Regions from separate parts of the Homo sapiens genome. Here region 2 is linked to region 1. Evidence: read pairs that join two places in POLR2A ChIA-PET (ENCODE). Cell type or tissue: OCI-LY7. All regions are shown on one strand.

Evidence for each region. ChIA-PET counts read pairs that join two places held together with the same protein. Peaks named below come from ENCODE experiments on the same cell type or tissue, not always from the same donor. Only the 100,000 strongest peaks of a DNase experiment are listed, where the experiment ranks them.
Region 2: POLR2A ChIA-PET joins it to region 1 with 5 read pairs; 2 of 35 experiments call an interaction of 5 or more read pairs at or near these places.

The regions. Positions count from the first base shown.
Region 1 is chr6:89,859,654-89,862,153 of GRCh38, reverse strand. CASP8AP2 (caspase 8 associated protein 2) reads right to left here. Exons shown (of 10, transcript NM_012115.4): 7 at 1-28. Among named protein-coding and RNA genes, the nearest start is that of CASP8AP2, 31 kb to the right of the region's middle. In OCI-LY7, no CTCF peak of the experiment used is centred here; no DNase peak of the experiment used is centred here.
Region 2 is chr6:90,186,634-90,189,133 of GRCh38, reverse strand. All of the region lies in intron 4 of BACH2 (BACH transcriptional regulator 2), which reads left to right. Among named protein-coding and RNA genes, the nearest start is that of BACH2, 110 kb to the left of the region's middle. In OCI-LY7, no CTCF peak of the experiment used is centred here; DNase peaks (open chromatin) are centred at 1,193, 1,583 and 1,923; H3K4me3 peaks cover 1,675 bases; H3K27ac peaks cover 1,427 bases.

The DNA of each region.
Region 1 (2,500 bases):
ATTTCGAAAATGTGGAAACTCAGACAATCTATTATGAAATAAAAAAAAAAGTTAAATTATATTTAGCAATATTCCAAACTTCATTCACATGAGTAATTCATGATTAAGAAATTACCAGCTTTGGCCAGGCATGGTAGCTCATGCCTATAATCCCAGCACTTTGAGAGGCCGAGGCAGGTAGATCACTTGAGGTCAGGAGTTTGAGACCAGCCTGGCCAACATGGCGAAACCCCGTCTCTACCAAAAATACAAAAAAATTAGCCAAGCGTGGTGGCAGGCACCTGTAATCCCAGCTACTTGGGAGCTGAAGCAGGAGAATTGCTTGAACCTGGGAGGTGGAGGTTGCAGTGAGCCGAGACTGCGCCACTGTATTCCAGCCTGGGTGACAGGGCAAGACTCTGTCTCAGCCTCAACCTCCTGGTTGAGAAAGAAATTACCAGCTTTGGCCAGATGTGGTGGCTCATGCCTCTAATATCAGCACTTGAGGAGGACAAGGCGGGAGGATCATTTGTTTGAGCCCAGGAGTTCATGATCAGCCTGGGCAACATGGTGACATCCTGTCTCTAAAAAAATTTTTTGTTTTAATTAGCCAGGCATAGTGGTACATGCCTGTGGTCCTAGCTACTCGGAAGGCTGAGGTGGGAGGATCACTTAAGACCAGGAGGTTGAGGCTGCAATGAGCCATGATTGCGCTATTGCACTCCAGCCTGGGTGACAGAACGAAGTGAGACCCTGTCCCTAAAAAAAAGAAGAAAAAGAAATTACCAGCTTCCAACTAAATTAGCCTGTTTTTAAAACATGAAATTCTCTTTCATGTGCCTTGCTCAAATAAGTTTTGAGGACCTGAGGATCTATCCCAATACTTGCCAATGGCTCTTAGACTTACTTCACTACAGTGCATAACTCCCCAGCTAACCACAAGTTCACTTCTTTTAGAACAAGTGACATTATTTTCTTGCCTTATTCATTCTAGCTCAACTGAAACACAAGGAAAAGTAAAATCTTGCTAAACAACAGACATGAACAAAGTAAAACTCTACATAATTCTCTATCCTAGTTTTCTGTTTCACATACAATCCCACAGCAAGCCAAAGCACCAAAGGCCATCTTAAGATGTTATATACTACGCAAAGTAAAAAGGAATAAAGAGTTGTAATTCTTTCCTAGGAGAATGGTATATATTTACTGTTTAAAACAAACAAAAATCTAAGTCTTAAGGTTTTATATTAGTGTTTAAAAAAACTGGTAGGTTTCCTAGCAATAAAATGTAGATAGCTCAATTTAGCTTTTTTTTTTTTTTTTTTTTTTTTTGAGACAGGGTCTCCCTCTTTCACCCAGGCTGAGTACAGCGGAATGATCATGGCTCACTGCAGCCTTGATGTCCTAGGCTCAAGCAATCCTCTCACTTCAACCTTCCAAGTAGCTGGGACTACAGGTACAAGCCACCATGCCCAGCTAATTTTTAATTTTTCGTAGAGATGGGATCTCACTATGCTGCGCAGGCTGGTCTCAAACTCCTGGACTCAAGCAATTCTCCTGCCTTCGCCTCCCAAAGTACTGGGGTTACAGGCGTGAGCCACTGTGCCTGGCCTATATTGGCTTCTGGTAATAACTTCATCTTCCAGAAATTCCATAATTTCTCTGAAATTTCATATATCTTTTTCTAATCAGTAGCAAATGTGTAGAAAAACCCAAAACTTAAAAAACTCAGAAATATAGGCAGATTGTTATAAGAGAGGATTAGAAAAACACACAACCTAAAACAATATGTAAGCCTCATATGAACCCTGTTATGGATTGTGTCCCCTCTCCTGACCAAATTCATAATTTGAAGTTCTAACCCATTGTTCTTCAGAATATGACCTTATTTAAAGGGTCTTTACAGAAATAATCAAGTTAAAGTGATGTCCTCAAGGTGGGCATGCAATATTACTGGTGTTCTTATAAAAAGGGGGAAATTTGGACACAGAGATACATTTAGAAAGAGGATATAAAGAGACATAGGAAGTAGACAACCATCTAAGAGTACAGAGGCCTGAATCAGATCCTTCCTTCAGAGCTCTCAAAAGAAACTAACTTTGCTGACACTTTCATTTTGGACTTCTAGCCTCCAGGACTGTGAGACAAATTTTGGTTGTTTAGGCCACCCATTTCTGGTAGTTTTGTTACACTAAGCCTAGGAAACTAATATAGATACTGACTCAACCGACCAACTGTTGGTAGATACCTTTGAGATCATTGGGGAAATGTAAACACGAAAAGCACTAACCACAAAAGGAACACCCTTGAAGCTGGGTGCAGTGGCTCATACCTGTAATCCCAGTACTTTGGAGGGCCAGGCGGGCAGATCACTTGAGATCAGGAGTTTGAGACCAGCCTGGCCAAAATGGTGAAACCCCGTCTACTAAAAATACAAAAAAATCTTTTTTTTTTTTTAAATTTTTTTTTACAGGTGGTGCATGCCTGTAATCCCAGCTACTCGGGAGACTGAGGTGGGAGG
Region 2 (2,500 bases), 330 kb before region 1:
TGAATTTTAAGAAGTTGCTTTTAGACCAAATGTAAATATACAATATAAATTTCTATATGTGTATGTTTCACAGCCATTTACTCTCTCTGTTTCTGTTTAAATTTTAAGCATTTTGGCTCTGTTTTCTTAGGAAACTTTGTAAAAAGAGAGTAATTACGGGTAGGCTGCACTAATATTATTTGTCTTCAAAGTTGCTATGTATAATTCACTATTAAGATTTATTCTCCAGGGTGAGCCCACAATTTAAGGTCAAGAGGAGGCAAAATGTTCAGAGCTAGCCTTTGGAAACTGATGTTGTTTTTTATTTTTTTTTAATCCAATGCTAAAAAACGTAAATACTCAGTCCCCTTTCGCTTTTTTTTTTTTTTTTTTTCATTTTGGGGCCACCAGACCTTATTACTAGATTGGTAGTATGAAGTAACTATTAAGATGTCCAGTTTTTCAGTAGGAGCAGAAAAAGTAAGTATAAAATATTAGCTATATTATTTTATTCAGTTTACTAGAATAAGCTTACAAATGATCAGTGTCTTTTGGTCATGAATGAGTACACAGTATGGCACACAATTTTGTACCGTGTATACTTGTATATGTATTTTTTTTCTTTTTTTCTTCGTGTTTTATTTTTGTTTTTATATATGTATTTTAATAGATATGAATAAATCAGTGCCCGGGTACCAAATAATGAGCACCCTCAAAATTTGAATTTCAAGGAACAGTGGCAGAAAATATCATTTGAAACTGAAACTATCACAGATCAACAGAAAAATGACTGAAGTTAGCTATGTATAAAATTCCCATAAGTTAACCCACACTTAAACAAATTCATGGTGTGTCTACTGACATTCTATACAAATTCATGGTGTGTCTACTGACATTCTATCAGGAAAAATAAAATAAAATAAATGTAGATAATTAAACTTTACATTTTAGAAATTAGAACACATTTATATCAAAAGCAAACAGCTGGCTGCTGGTCTGTATGACAGTCACCAAAAGGAGTTGGGGAGCCTGAAAGTTTTAGGGATGTTCCTGATTATGACAGCCCAACTGGCAGCCATATGTCACCAGTGCATTTTAAGTCTTTAGGCTTGATGACAGCAACCTATGACCACTGGGCTCCCTTGCCAGCACCTTCTGAACTTTGTGATTTTCCGCATAGTGAGACCCGTAGCCTCAGCACTGGGGCACTTGTGCTCTTCTGGGAGCTTTGCTGCTCCTCTAACTGCATGACCTCAGCAGAGTTCCTCTGCCTCTCCAGGCCACAGCCTCTATCTAAAATGTACTTAAAAAGTACTCACACCAAAGATCGGTTGTGAGAGTTAAATGAAACCACTAATGTAAAAGTGCCTACGACAGATCCTGACCCATAGTAGGTGCTCAGGAAATGTTTTAATTTTTTAAAAAACAGAATAATCTGATCCTAATCCTCTGCTCTTCTGGGAAATTCTGGTTCTCAGATTGGTTGATAAGCATTTCAGTTAATCTGTCAGCCTGGCTTTTATGAGTTTGAGTGGAATGACCCGTCTCTGTGAACAGATCCAGATGATTTCTTCATCATGCAAAGCAGAGTCCTCAGTGAGCCTGCGCTCCTGGTGACCCATCACATAGTAGAAGCAGATTGCAGAGAAGACCCTACCAAAAGCCTCAGCTGGCTCGCCCTGCTTCATGACTGCACGGTGATGTTAGTCCTTGTCAGAGTTTTATAGATTGGGCTGAAAAGTTGTTTGTTTCTTTTTTAAACAAGACAATTAAACTAAGTATATTCGTGTACCATAGTAAATGAGAGAAGTATGCATCTCACTCACAATATATTTTTTAGATGCTGTTACCCTGATTTATTTTTACTTTGACAGATACTTCCGTTTAGGGGGTGCTTTCCACAGATAGATTCTGTTGTGCAATAGAATATTCGGTACATTTTGCCTCTAGGTTTCCTCCAGATCTGTCAGGTGGCCACACCCAAGCCTCTCAGTATTGCCGTGTTCTCAATAAGACACTTGATTTATTTATTTAGTAGATGTTCTTAGTTTCCCTCAGGAGGTTTTTGTTGGCAGAATTTCTAATTTTTTATAGGGCATCCTTCTTAATATAGAGGAAGACCAATTATGTATATGCAACAGACTCAAATTAAAAGTGGCATAATTGCGATTATTCATTGCTTTTGATTTCACACTTAATTAGCCCTCTGAAGTGAACAAGTCCTTAGTGGTTAAGAGTTTGCACTCTGAGAGTTATCAGACCTGGGTTCAAATTCCAGCTCTGACACAGAGGCGTTGTGAGACCTTGGTCAAGGTCCCTAACCTTTTCCTAAACCTATCATCTGTAAAATACTGATAGAAATGCTTACCTTCCAGAGCTCTTTTGAGTATTATGTTACATCATGCAAGTGAAGCACTTAACACTCAGCACCTGCTGAGAGCACTTGGTAAATGCTACCATTGTCACGGGGGCAGGGGAGGGGCATGAGGACCGAGCTCTCAAAAAGTGACTTCTCCAGTTT